3 separate regions of the Homo sapiens genome follow, and all the other regions are linked to region 3. Evidence: chromatin loops called from intact Hi-C (ENCODE). Cell type or tissue: PC-3. All regions are shown on one strand.

Region 1 (5,000 bases), 190 kb before region 3:
GAAAGTTTTATGTCCTGAGGGTTACCCAGTGCATTAAGCCCTGGGTGAAAATTGAGTAAGCCGAAGATTTGAACCCATTCAAATGAAAAAGAAAAAAAATAAAAAAGCAAAGCACCTTGATTTTTTCAATGAGGGATCAAGCTCTGAGCTTTGAGATTGAGTCCCTATCCTAACCTTTTGCACAATACTCCTGTGTGGTTGACTAAATCCAAAAAAGCGTCCAGTTTCTTAATGTTTCAGGTATCCAAGCTTGGGTAGATTAACTTTCCATTCATGAAATGTTTCATTCAGGTGTTCAGGTATATTGAAGGAAAAATAAATGAAAACTTAATATGTATTTGCATTGAGTCCTTTTACCATCAATAATCTGGACTTGCTGGGAAATTAGAAAGATAAACTGTAAAATTGTTTATATTCATTGCAAAAATATGTTCTCCATATTTAGCAGTCCTGTTCATGTAGTAAAATGAATGTATACCTTTCTGTTTCTTTCACCATAAACAGTACTGACACCTACCCATCAAGTTTAGATACAAAACAGTTAGTTCAACTTAAATATTACCCCTATTTCAGTTGCATCTTTTTAACCTGTGAATACAAAGAGAAATATGTCCTCTGTGTGTGTGTGTGTGTGTGTGTGTGTGTGTGTGTGTGTGTGTGTGTTTAATTGCTACCTGCAAGGACCCGTTTTCTCTTAAAGCTTTTCACGTTATTTCCTAGTCAGGTTGCTTTTTTGTCCAGTATGTTTTTTGGCTGAATTTTGAACCAGAAGAGAGGCTTCATTCTTATTTTTATCCATCTTTAACATTTATTGCTGTTGCTATTGTTATTCTTTCTCATCAGGGCAAAAACAAAACTTTGAGTTTTGAGGAAAAGGGAGAATGTTGAAGTCCATTAACAAGTATTTATTGGCCTCTTACTCTATGTAGAAATCTGAATGAAAACTTCTACATGGATATGAGAAAAATGGAGAATGCAAGGATCTTCTTAGAGAACAGCTGAACACGAACCCATTAGAAAATCTAATGAGATTAGAATAAATGTAATATAAAATGGTTCTGATCATCCCTTGTTGCATCATTCCAATTGCTTCAACTTAGTTGATTTCACCAGTGCTTGGTTGGCTTGTTGCAAAGCTTTGCTTCAGTGTGCCAGTGTACCATGTTATTATATATTTGTCCATGAAAGTGCCCAGGAAATGAGTTTGCAGTCATGACATTTTGGTGTTGCACAGAATTGCCATCGTAAAAGCCCTGGTACCCACTGCTAAGGCAGCAACCTACCTTGAACCCAAGGCTAACACTTGACTGACTAGAATAAGATATTGAATTGATGTGAGCAGAGATTTTGCTTCACCAATGCATCCTTGACTCTTAAAGTTTATTACAGAATATGTCTCCAAAACATTCATAGACCCTTAAGTTTTAAAGATGAAAACAAGAACTCAATGATTAGGGACCATTAAATCAAAAGAAAAATAGAGCATTTATATAGAAGACAACAGTTTATTTAAAATGTAAGGTACTTTGTATCCACCTAAAAGAACAAGGAAGCATTATACAACTTCACCCTTTTGCATTTAAGGATGACTGTAACCAGAAGTTCATTCATGTCACCCTCTTACATCAGATGGAAACCAATCTTTAGCTAAATTAGTACTCATTTCTCCATAATTCTCTATTTAATTTTGTTTTCCAAAAGACTATTGAGCATTATACTAATGAATAGACTTCCAAAAGTGCTCAGTCCAAATGAGATAAACATTATTGTGATCTCTTAAATTGAATTCAATGAAATTGAAATATTGACAATCACTGTATCTGAGAGTCAGATATGAAATTATCCCCTAAGTCACTTATCTCTTGATTACAACCTTCTGGACTTAGGTTTTCTCTGTCTCAGTCAGAATGTAAGAGAGAAATCGTTACTGCATTTGATTCGCTAGATTAATCTAGGAATAGCAGCTGACCTCCCTCAAATCCATCATAAAGCACTGGCAAACAATAGTGTGTTTCTCAGGTGGGGATTGATGCCAACTCCCTGCCCTTTATTTCTCTTAAGAGTAGTGAAAACTTTTAGGTTTTAGGTTTTGAATTGCCTATGAAAAGGGCATTGGAAATGTAAACATAAACGTTTTTGCAGAAGCCCAGTTGGTCCAGGAAGCCTTTAATTTGCTGACACTGACACTAGCCTATTGGTGGCTGAACCTGCAGAAAGTAGATATTATCCTTTAAAATGTCATGGTGCAGACTGGCTGACAGTTTTTTGTCAGTCAATCCAATCACCTAAATCACTTCTTTGTATCTGATCCTGGGAAAAAAAAATAGTAGTAAGCGAATTACAGAGGATGTGGTTATTGTGAGATAATCAACCCCCTGGGGAGATCAGACACACCTGTGTTACTCTATCTTATGCCTGGGAGAGTGACTAAGGCAGAAAAATTGCACCCTATTTCCTTTACCCCATCACATGTTAATACAGCATTAACCACTAGCCTTTAAATACATCTCCTGATAAAATCAGCGCATATTGCAGACATGACTGTCGTCCACAAGGAGAAGTGGCAAATCACACAGGAAGCTGTAGACTGTTCTTATTTCTCCAGCAAGGATTCACAGATAAAAAGTGATTGCAAAAGCAGTGTCTGCTGAGAATGAAGGCCATAGCTGGGTCCTCTGGGATTTACCCTGCAAGTTGCACCTGCCCCAGCCGGGACAGGCCACCTTAGGGACAGAATCTTCCTCTTCTCAGTCACTGGGTTAGTGCATATAAAATCACTCTGCATGACAGGAAAGACAAGAGTTCTCTTTATTTCCTTTGGGTCCAAACCTGTTTTGCCTAGGAGCCTTCGGTCATGAACAACTTTTCTGCCAGGTGAAATGGAGTGTTTACAGACATGGGAAAAAAATTTAAAACAAGAAATTTTTATATCCCTTTTCTACACTATATGCATTTCATTGCCCCCGACTTCTCAGGCTATATGCTAGAAATCTCACATATGAAGGAAAACTAGTTAAAACAAAACCAATCCCGCCCATCTTGATTTCAATGTGGAAAAAATCTTTCCACGTGGGTTAGTTATAAAATAGAAGTTAAAGAGCCGCACCAAGTGAACCTTATGTGCGCAGAGGATTTGGGGGATTCCCGCTCATTCCCTTATTCCTATGGAGAAGGCAGCATTTTACATATCTGCTTTCGTTGCCAGCCAAAGTGAGTTTGCCACTGAGGTGGTCTGTGCTTTATGTGCAATAACTGATCCTTGGATGTATGCTTAAGTCTGAAATAGATTTCCACAAAATTGCAAAACAGTTAATGCAATAGAATGTAAGGAAATGAGTATCCTTTCATGGATTATGAAATTTCGTGGTGATTTTAAAATCATTTTGATGTCCATCCTGGCTGAAGGTAGAGGTTAAAATGCACAAAAGTTGCAGGTGGACTTTATAATGCAAATATCATCTGGGAGATGAGTGAGAACGTCTTAGAAGATGATTCCTGAGGAGTTAAGTCAAAAGACATTTGAGAGAGGATTCCTGGAGGGAAAAGAGCAAATTGTTCTTTTAGTTAATGCACTAATTTTCCCCTCAAAATGGTGTGTGAGTGCTGTGATTTCCCTCATATCATCTCCAGTAATAAGTATTACTAGACCTTTTATTTTATTTTTCAGTCTAAGAAGTGTGAAGTGATATCTTGTGCTATTTTGTATCTTTCTAATTATTAGAGTATGTGAGCATTTTCTGTGTTTTTTTTTTTTTTTTTTTTTTTTTTTTTGAGGTGGAGTCTTGCTCTGTCACCCAGGCTGGAGTGCAGTGGCGCGGTCTCAGCTCACTGCAAGCTCCGCCTTCCAGGTTCACGCCATTCTCCTGTCTCAGCCTCCCCGGTAGCTGGGACTACAGGCGCCTGCTACCACGCCCGGCTAATTTTTTGTATTTTTAGTAGAGACAGGGTTTCACCATGTTAGCCAGGATGGTCTCGATCTCCTGACCTCGTGATCTGCCCGCCTCGGCCTGCCAAAGTGCTGGGATTACAGGCATGAGCCGCCGTGCCTGGCCTTCTCTTATACTTATTGGCCATTCAGCTTTCTTCTTTTGTGAATTACTTATAATATTTTGCCTATTCTTTATTGAGTTGCTTGACTTTATTGAGTTTTTTCAATATTGATAGGCAAATTGTCCCAGTAAACTTCATTCAGTAACTCATCCTTACTAATTTGTAATCACTAATTTGTAAGGCCACTTTTGCTATATGTTTCATTATATTTATGAATCTGTCCTGGACTCTCAAAACTGTCCCTTTGATGAATTTGTTCATGTGTATGTAAATTTTTTTGTGAGAGAGTGTGTGTGTATATCTTCACAGAAGAGGCAATTGTTATTGTTGTTGTTGTCATTGTCGTTGTGAACACTTATCACAGGAGGCCTTGCCAATACCCGAAGGTGAAGCTACCCTCCCCACATGTGTGTTTGTGTGTGGCTTCTTTTGTTGTTGTTGTTTCTTTTCTTTTAATATTTTTGTTGCCACTCACACACAAATGTCACTTTTTAAAGAACAACTATATACTATGTATTATTATTGTTATTATTGAATATTTTATCCGTAAGTTCTATTTGTTCACATTAAGGAACTTCTCTTTGGTTCACACCAGGGTGTTGCCACCAATTTCATGTTTTTAAAAAGGTTCTACACTTGTATTCCTAGTATAAATCCTATTAAGTGTTTATAGTTTAATGTGGATTAAGTTTGGTAATTTTTTTAGATCTTCACATTATTTCATAAAAGATAATTTATACTTTTAGTTTATTTTATTATCCTCATTTGGTTTTGATATGGAGCTGTACAGGATCATAATGAATCAATAACTTTTATCTCTTGTTCTCTGGAACTGATTTTGAGAGACGATTGTCACATGATATTTTGTGTATTAGTATTTAGATCATCTCCAAAGTCATCTGAGCTGTGGAGGATGTTTTACTGAGGGAGTGAGGAGACATTTTTGATAA
Region 2 (5,000 bases), 470 kb after region 3:
CAACAGAGCTGGTCCTTGTCATTCTCAATGAGAAGAATATTCTCGTGCATTTTGATTTTAAAGAAAACTCACCTTTGTTTTATTTTACCATTGGTCTGTAAACATAGCAAACATAGCTTGCCCTTTAAGCCAAAGTTACTTCTACCAACTAGTACTGTTTCCACCCAGCTTTGGATTTAGATTGCTCTGGGAATAGAGTTCCTCAAAACTGCTTTCTAAAAGATCCTGTATTCCCACAAGAACATGACATTGTAAAACAGCAATTTCAGCTGAAAGTTAACAAGGTTTTAAGGTAGTTAAAAATCTGTGAAAGGCTGACTCCCAGTGTGAAATACAAAACCTGTGAAATTCAAATGTGCAGGAATGCTTTCATTTACTCAGAGCTATGATTAAGGCTGAAAATGCTTCTTTGTTTAAAAATAATCCACAGGCCAGAGTGTAAAGAAATGTAGGATTCTTAAATTTACTATTTATTTTTTCTTTGGCTAATTATGAGCTGAAAATAGTTCAATGTATATATAGTTAGGTGTTTTCATTTGTATACACTTTCTATATGCTTCCTTTGTATTCCCTCTCTCTCTCTCTATATATATATACACACACACACGCACACATGCACATGTGTGTATACATATATATTATACTTAATATACAATATAATTACAGATTAAGCATGATGTATGCAGTTATTTAGACACAAATATGAAGGGTTTAGTAGCTTAAAAGAACATGTTATGTTGCAGTGGAATGAGCACTAAGGCACCCATCTGCAAAGAGGATTCAGTTCTCAGCATGCTATGTCATGGTGATCTAATAACTACCAACGTTAATCAATATTTCAGCCAATTCTAAGTTTTCACACATATAATATTAGAATACTAATATTCTGATTTTCCTCTACCTCCTCCAAAAATATAAAAGGCCTTTAAAAACTGCAAGGTCTATAAATATATAGAAATAGATATTTATATAGCTACCTAAACTAATATTTTCCAAAAAAATCGAAAGGACAATTACTCTATGCAATACATTCTGTATTCATTCTGTATTTGGTGTCAAATATCTAGTTATTTTATAAGCCATGCCAAAGTTCTTATATCAGTATGATAAAATAAATCAGTATACAGCAGATTGAAAACTAGAATTTATGGAAGTAGGGTAAGAACTTCTTCTACTCACAAGAAGACTTTTCGTTAATATTAGCTTCCCCGAACTTTGTGAGATTTTTAAATATTTTGTACCTAGCTTTCAAATTTAGTTACTAAATGTATGGCTATGAATAATATAATGAAATATTGAATTTATTTTTTAAGTTTTGTACAGTAGCAGAAAAAGTATCTGAAAATATTTTGGGGCATATGAATGTTGAAAAATGGCATTCATTCTAAAGTCTGTCTCACCTTAACAAAAGGACCAAGAAGGTTTCATTATAAGCAAAAGCATGCACATGTAATAATCACATAAATAAGAGTCTCAAACTCTACCTTCCTTTCTTTATGCTATTAAAATATAGTCATTAAAATATGTATCTCATCTCTTAGAGCATACAGTCAATATTCTTCCTTCCCTTTTAAGACTTTTAAATTGTAGTTACTAGTTGTTTACTCAGATTAGTGAACGGACCTAATTTCAAAGACAGAGGTTTTAAGTCAAAAGACTCAACTGATACCATAGAACACTTTGGGCTTTAGAATTAATTCTCAATTTGTAGGCTACTACATTTTCAGTTGTATTATTTATCTACAAGGAAAAATAAATGAATTATGGTAAATCTATATGATATAATAGTTTGTACCTACTTAAAATCATATAGTGATAACATAAAGATGGGAAAGTCTACAAAGCATAATATTTGGTAAAAATAAGAAAATTATAAAATTCTGTAGCTGGTATAATCTGACATTATATATGTGTATATACACAGATATATGAAATATATATTAATATGTATAAAAATATATACAAACATATGTGAGATGTATGTTATAATAAATGTATATTGATGTTAAATAAATATTCTTATACAGGTATAAAAAAGGAGGGAAAAAAATCACCATTCTGACAGCAGTCTGGTAGAAGTATGGGTCATTAAATTTTGTTTATATTGGTTATCTGTGTTTTCTAAATGCTCTACAATCATTATTATTTTTCAATCATAAAAAATATATTAAATAAAATATTATAATCTTAAAATACATACAGAAGAAACCAATTTCATTAGAATACAAAAAATTCAGATTTTAGGTGTTAATTCTAGAACTAATTCAAATGTGATGATAATATATATTTCTGCCTCCAAATGTGTTTTGAAGAAGTAAAGTACAAACTCAGTTAAAAAACAAAAAGAACACAAGAGTTGTGACAGAGAATAAAGAAGACAGTGTATTAAAAGGTTTCTTAAAATCAGACTTTTTAGCCACATTTTTCCGAAGAGTCAAATTTAGCTTAATTTTTAAATAAGTGTCCAAGTCATAACAAAAAGGTTTCACTTTTAACTCTAATGGATGTATTTTATTCAAAATGCAAGGACTTTAAAAAATATGGGGAATGAGACCCATACAAACATTATTTCTATTTTTTTTCAGATGATCTAAAAAAATTCAAATCTTTATGTAAACCTCACTGGCAAAAATAATTAGAGCTTTGCTGTCATTTAAAATTGTTGAAAATATTCCATAAGAAAATACAAACTGTCATTAAGAGAATACTATTTTTACAAAACAGTCCAATGACATTCCTTTGAGTTATAGAGATAATGAACATAAATTGTCTAATTTGAAAGGTTTCTGTTTACCAACTAGCTTTTTGTTTAAGTGTAATTTTTGTAGGATTAATGATTAAGGGTTAAGTCACAGGCTCTATAGGAATATTGCCTTTACTAGTTTCTGATTTTTTTTTTAATTCTTAATGAATCCAAAAAGGGGAGTGGGAGAGGTGGGGCCACATATGGTGTCAATACACTTTAATTAAGTGCAATAATTCCCCCTTTCCTGAGGTAGCTGTGTTAAGACATATTTCTCTTCAGAGATTTACATTCTGGGCATCTATTTTTCAGCACAGCCATCAAGTTCATCTGTGGAATTTCACTGCCCCCTGTTGGAATCCTGTAAAAGTTCAGATGGCTTTCCATCTTAAAAATCAGAAATTTGGGGGTTCGGCTTCTTAATTTTGATGTTTTCAGCTTTTAACATAAATCTTTCAAAGATACAAAGTTTGAAAAATTTCAAAGTTAAGGAAAGGTTGCTTAAATTTACAACACACAAACATCACTCAGAAACATCTCTTTACGTGTTGAAAATAAGCTTAGATTTTTTATAACCATTTCATTATGTGTAAATACTATTTAAAAAAAAAAAAGTTTGCCTGCTAAGACAGAATGAAGAAAAACGTCTTCGAAGTACAACAATGCCATTTTTCCCTCTATCAGGCACCAAACAGAAAATATACTAATTTAAGAAAACTAATTATACCATTATATTATTGTATTTTTATTTTTAGCTAAATATCATAGAATAAATTCCTTTGAAAATTAAGGTTCATTAAAATCTGCAATTCATTTTTATGAGTGGCATTCACTGAATTAAATTTTCCAACATTGACCCTTGTTTCAGTGGGGAACTTAGGAGATGGATGCCTTTGATCTGTGGAGCAGATGGTGATCTGCACGCTTCTAGTAGAAATCCTCCACAAATATACAACAAGAAGTGACCTGGAAAAGTCACTTCATGGAGGAGTAAAGAAGTGGCCAGAGGTGGACTCAGAAGTGCCCAAAGCTATGTGGCTGGAGGCATTGTTACTGATTGGGTATCAGTTTTTAATTCATTGGATACTGCTTTTCAACTAAAATTTAAAAATCTCTCCTCCCTTTTCAACATCTGGTTTAGCAATTCCTTGAGAGACAAAACAGCCCTTTCTCTCTCATCCCATCTATTAAAATGTACCTAGGTCCTGAGACAGAAACGAATGATCATGTCAGAGCTGAATACTTCTATTCCCGTATTCTGCTAGAAATAAGTCCTAATGCCCTAAAATCAAAATATTACAGTAGGACAATCTTCAACAGTGCAATTGATGGAAAATTAGCTTGGTTTCCTGTTATATCCCATGAAGTAATTTGTTACATCAAAATGTATAAAAATATTGTAATCAGTTCAATGTATTTATTTAAAGAACAAAATAACAATTTAAGTCCTTATATCTTATCCCTTCATGGCTGCTAAATATTTTAATTCATAGTAAACTATTTTAAACATTTTCTTTAAAGCATTTTGAAACAATACTTACCATATTGAATATGCAAGAAGACCTAAACTTGGATGTATTCATACTAATTAAATGTTGCAATATAGGGATAGACATTTATAATCACACATGTATTTTAACTATAAATAAATTTTTATTAACTTAGTCTTCGTATGCCTTTTTTTATCAGTGCAAAATTTCCCAAAATAAGCAAAGCTCTTTTAATATTATGAACTCTTAGCCTGAATAACTACTTTTACATGTACTTTTTTGGTTCCCCCATTTAAGTGAAATATAACAAAGCAAAAAAAAATTGAGAATAACTTTTTTTTACAAATATAGATTTATCTGTAAGTTGTCAGATATCTGCCATATGATCAATGTTTACTCATGTCTCTCATTTACCAAGGCTAACATACTTGCAGCTCTGCAGGAGTGTAGTTGACATATCATATACCAGTACCATCACTGTTAGAAGAGAGAGATATCAATGTCTTTCGTTAAAAATAGATAAATAAATAAAGACTAGGCCAGGCGCAGTGGCTTATGCCTGTAATCCTAGCACTTTGGGAGACTGAAGCAGGCAGATTGCTTGAGCCCAGGAGTTTGAGACCAGCCTGGGCAGTAAGGCAAAACCTCTTCTCTACTACAAATACAAACATTAGCCAGGCATGGTGGTGCATGCCTGTAGTCTCAGCTACCAGGGAGGCTGAGGTCGGAGAATCGCCCGAGCCCAGGAAGTTGAGACTGCAGTGAGC
Region 3 (5,000 bases):
CATAAAGCAATCTTTATTTTATCTTTAGAAGAATTTGATCACTGATTGATAAGGAAGAGAGAAAATCAAGCATTTGGGGAACAAAACGTTTCATAGTCAATACAAATAAATACATTATAATTAGTTTCTCCTTCAGTTTTTAGGGAGTACTAGGGATGTGCAAGGGATGCTCACACTCATGTAATGTGAATACAATGGTGGAACATTTTTCTTATAATTTATTATTAAATTCACCCGTACTATAGTTGGCCTCACTCTACAGAAATGGTAGTCATATGCATTATAGAAGAGCCAAAGGCAGATAAAATGATTATCTAACCCAAGTTTCATTACCCAGTGGTTCCCATTACTCTCCATTTCTTTCTCTATACTCTCTATCTCAGAAATTTTCCCATTCCAGAGTTTTAAACTCTTATTTCTGCATGGAAGACTCTTGGATAAAGCTTATTTCCAACTTCTCTTGAACTTCAGACCTACATTTACAACGACACTCTAGACATTTCAATAAAAATGTCCTTTTTTTTCAGCTCATGCGAACCACAAGTCAGCATTTTTTTATCTATTATCTAATTGGTGGATTAGACCCAGTTATCAGTACATGTATTTCCTCGGTAAAAAATATCTTAAAATTACAGCATTATGTTATCATTTGAATAGAATTGGTAATTCATTGTAGAGTTTTGATACCAGCATTCTGTCAAAATGGACTCATTTATAGGTTTTATTTCAATTCCCACACTTATTCAGGTGACAAATTTTGTTATCTCTTCCAAAAGAAGCAATTTACTTGATTTTTTTCTTCATTATAGCATCAAAACTTCTTATCTAAAATAGCTTCCAATGCGAACTGCTTTTGTTTCTGTTCTTCGGGACATTCAGTTAGCATTTTGTTAGGCACAATTTTTATGATGTCATTTCAACTTAAAAAATATAACTTAGAATTGTATTATCTTAAAATGTGATCTTATTTCTCCCCTTTGATGTTAGGAGCTTTTATGAATTTCGATCAAGCTAAAGACATCGTGTAGCTCAAATGCGTCCTTTCATCTTGAAACCACTATTTCACTGAAATCAGTTGCTGATTTAGTGTTAATTGAACAAAATGAGGGTTTATATATTCTTGTTGATATGCTTGTTAGCATAATTAGTTGACATTTAAGAAAAAATAGAGTGCTGAGAAAGAGTTATCTTGAACAATTTGACTAAGAACAAGGTGAAGATTCCACAGTCTAATAAAATACGGTGTAAAAAAAAAAGCCATGCTTAGCTATTGCCGCATGAAATTTCTCTTTCGTCTTCAAGTGACTGTTAGACAACATGAGATAAACTGAAATTACTTTTGAACATTTTACCCAGGATTTTTCCAGGACATTCATTGCCTGAGGTAGTATAGATCTCATTCTGCTTTAGCAGAAATATCTGTGAGATGCTCACAAATTACCCTTCACTTCGGTTTTCCATTCACCTCTGTCTTCTGTTCACCTCTGTACCATTTAACTCTGTGCCATTTAATTCTGTTTCCTGAAGAAATCAGCTCACTCAGATAGATACTGTCCCATCAAGAGCACTGAAAAGAATCTAAGGGGAAAAATAGGAAAGAAATCAATTTCTGAAGTTCCTGTTAACCCTACTGTTTTGAACATTGGTTCTCAAGTTTGCCTAGGATGCAAAGATTCATATGTTAATATGCGTTTTAAAATTATTCATTGAAGTACTGAAAACAAATATTATCATAATGGAAATTTTAATAAAAGTGGAAAAATTGAATATATCTCAGAAGGCACAGTTAAATACTGCAAGATTTTCTCCAGAAAGATGCAGCTGTACAGTGCTGTGAATCATAGCTGTGTGAGGCTTATCTGCAGAAAAGCAGAGCCAATGGTTTTGGTTATTTTAATACACATGTTATCCCCACCTACAAGACTTGTTTAAGACTCATAATTCCCACCTTGCCCTACAATTATGTTGTGCAGACTGTTCTAAAACAGGAGTCACTGCCATTAAAATGTGCACTATGCTTTGGTTCTGCTGAAAATACTAAATGCTTGTGGGCAATCTTAGTGACCACATGCTGAGGCTAGTTACAGAAATTCTCATTCTAGGTGACTGTGCTGGCAAATGTACTCTCATGAAACACAAGCACAATTTGGAGTTCCATGTGTTATCCAAGCAAGGACATCCCATAGGCTCCTCAATGACTAACTTAACAGTGTGAGATGCCATCTGCTGGAAATTGATAATATGGACTATGATATTCTGCAATAATACTTAGGCTTTGTCTATCAGCCAGACTGAACATTGATGATCTTTGTTTTTATCTTCTCCTTCCCCTACTTTAGAAGAATGATGTATACATAGGGTTATTGAACTACTTAGGGAAGCTCCTGTATTTCTTTCTTCTAAACAGTCTTCAACTCTAAGATATCAATTTAATGTAATGTTAGTTTTTAGGTTGGGAGAGGCTGATGGAAGGAAGAGTAAATATAAGCCATACCCAGTCTATACTCAATGATAAGATACATCTTAATTTCAGAAATGTTAAAATAGGAAAATTTTTACCTTAGCATTTCAGAAAATTAGATATTATAATAGTAACGTTCAACTTACATTAATCATGAGCACAATTGACACATTCAGCATTATATCATGTAACGTACATCAAATGTAAACACGCTGAATGTTTGCAATTTGGTCAATTAAATAGGGATAATATGTGATGGTGTTTGAGAATGTCTTGCTTATACAGCGCTTACCACTATGATGTAGATATTTGGAGAATTTACAAGTGATCAGACATTATAGTCAACATAGGTCTTGAAATGAGTTAGCCATTCCAAGAACATTCTGTAGCATTGGAATATAGACTGCCAAATTCCACATGTGCTTGACACATAGTAGGTGGTTAATAAATACTGACTGACACATGGGCTCAAAATTAGTTCTGAGCTGATGGGTCTATTGAGCTTATGGGTTGTTGTTGACCCTTTTGGAGTCTGATATGTGTAATGTTTTAGTTCATTTCTTTATTTGAACAAATACTTCGATGCCTTGGAATCTGTTTTGGAATGATGGTGTACCTCATTTTGCTTTTTTGATCATTAAAATTATCAGAAATGTCTTTATTTCTTAAAATGTACCAAATTAAAGGTAACGTACACATGTAGGTTATCTTATTGATCAAAGTACACAGATGGCACAACATCCAATTGATGATTAGACAAGTTCTCATGATTTACCTGAAAACTATAGAGTTAATGTCATTTAGCTCGTGTAAAATAATTCTATTCAAATGATAACATAACTTAATGCTGTAATTTTAAGATATTTTTCACCCAGGAAATACATGTACTGATAACTGGGTCTCATCAACATATTATAATTGGCTCTGTTTTGAGTCTATTTTTAAAAATTTCTATTGACTCTATTTGCAGGCAAATTTGTGAACCAATGCTCAAAACTGTAAGTCTAAAAAGAACTTCAGAAATGGATTTTTTTTCTATTTTTCACCTTAAGGAATGCTTTTCAGTGTTCTTGTTGGGCCAGTCTTTATCTCAGTGGGCTCATTTCTCAGGAAAACAGAAAGAAATGGTACAGAAGTGAACAGAAAACAGAGATGAATGAAAAATAGAGGTGAATGGTAAACAGCTGGGAAGGACAGTTCATGAGCATGTCACAGATATTTTTTGCTGAAACAGAATGAAATCTATGTTAGCTTGGGCTACTGAATCTCTTAGAAAAAGATGAGCAAGGCCGGGCGCGGTGGCTCACACCTATAATCCTATAATCCTATAATCCTAGCACTTTGGGAGGCCAAGGCCAGCGGATCACCTGAGGTCAGGAGTTTGAGACCAGCCTGACCAACATGGAGCAACCCCATCTACTAAAAATACAAAATTAGCCAGGTGTGGTGGCGCATGCCTGTGATCCCAGCCACTTGGGAAGTGAGGCAAGAGAATTTCTTGAATCCAGGAGGTGGAGGTCGCAGTGAACTGAGATCATGCTGTTGTACCCCAGCCTGGGCAACAAGAGCAAAAAAACTCCATCTAAACAAAAAAAAGAAAAGGAAAAGAAAAAGATGAGCAAAATGGTCAAAAGTAATTGCAGTTTATCTCTTCTGTATTATAAAACCTCCAAGTCCCCCAAAAGCTGCTTGATTCTAGGTATAAATCACTATATTAAATTGTAGAAATGTGTGTGTGTGTGAGTATACACATACTCGTCTTTCTCTATTGCTATATGTTTGTGTGCTATATGTAATTATATATTATGTTTACATTTATATTTATTCATTTTATACATTTTAAATTTTTTTTAAATTTTTGTGGGTACGCATTTATTCATTTTTAATATGAGTCACTTGGCCTACTTTTCAAGTTATACTTGATTTTAGCCTCCTGTATATCACAATAATACATTTAGCACTTTTTTCCTTTCTTTTTTTTGAGACAGAGTCTCATTCTGTTGCCCAGGCTGGAGTGCAATGGCATGATCTTGGCTCACTGCCACCTCCACCTCCCAGATTCAAGCAATTCTCCTGCCTCAGCCTCTCGAGTAGCTGGGATAACAGATGTCCACCACCAAGCCTGGCTAATTTTTGTATTTTTAGTAGAGATGGGGTTTCACCATATTGGCCAGACTGGTCTTGAACCCCTGACCGCAGATGATCCACCTACCTTGGTCTCCCAAAGTCCTGGGGTTGCATGCATGAGCCACCACGCCTTGCCCAGCACTTTTTTCAAGACTATTTTTAGAGCAGTTTTAGATTCACCTCAAAAGAAAGAGGAAAGTACAGAGATCTCCCATATGCTCCCTGCCCACTAATGTCAACATCCTGCACCAGTATTGTACATTTGTAGAATACTTGAAAGTTTAATATTAACTGTAGTAAATAGTTACAATTTATTTCTTATTCTTTATCCTTTTCTTCAAACTGGTAGAAGTGTTAGCTGCTTAAAGTAAATCAGTCTGAGGCAAAGAGGTTTTTAATAGAAGGCACAGAA

What was found. Peaks named below come from ENCODE experiments on the same cell type or tissue, not always from the same donor. Only the 100,000 strongest peaks of a DNase experiment are listed, where the experiment ranks them.
Region 1: a loop joins it to region 3, with 3 times the contacts of the local background. A loop is called at or near these places in 3 of 110 quality-filtered maps.
Region 2: it touches region 3 in a loop (4-fold over the local background); 4 of 110 quality-filtered maps call a loop at or near these places.

What each region holds. Positions count from the first base shown.
Region 1 is chr17:71,421,775-71,426,774 of GRCh38, reverse strand. No RefSeq gene overlaps it. Among named protein-coding and RNA genes, the nearest start is that of CASC17, 220 kb to the right of the region's middle. In PC-3, a CTCF peak has its summit at 2,580; a DNase peak (open chromatin) is centred at 2,414; H3K4me3 peaks cover 463 bases; H3K27ac peaks cover 4,455 bases.
Region 2 is chr17:70,765,395-70,770,394 of GRCh38, reverse strand. No RefSeq gene overlaps it. Among named protein-coding and RNA genes, the nearest start is that of CASC17, 430 kb to the left of the region's middle. In PC-3, a CTCF peak has its summit at 3,097 (motif pointing left); a DNase peak (open chromatin) is centred at 3,084.
Region 3 is chr17:71,235,211-71,240,210 of GRCh38, reverse strand. No RefSeq gene overlaps it. Among named protein-coding and RNA genes, the nearest start is that of CASC17, 36 kb to the right of the region's middle. In PC-3, a CTCF peak has its summit at 2,215 (motif pointing left); a DNase peak (open chromatin) is centred at 2,180; H3K27ac peaks cover 441 bases.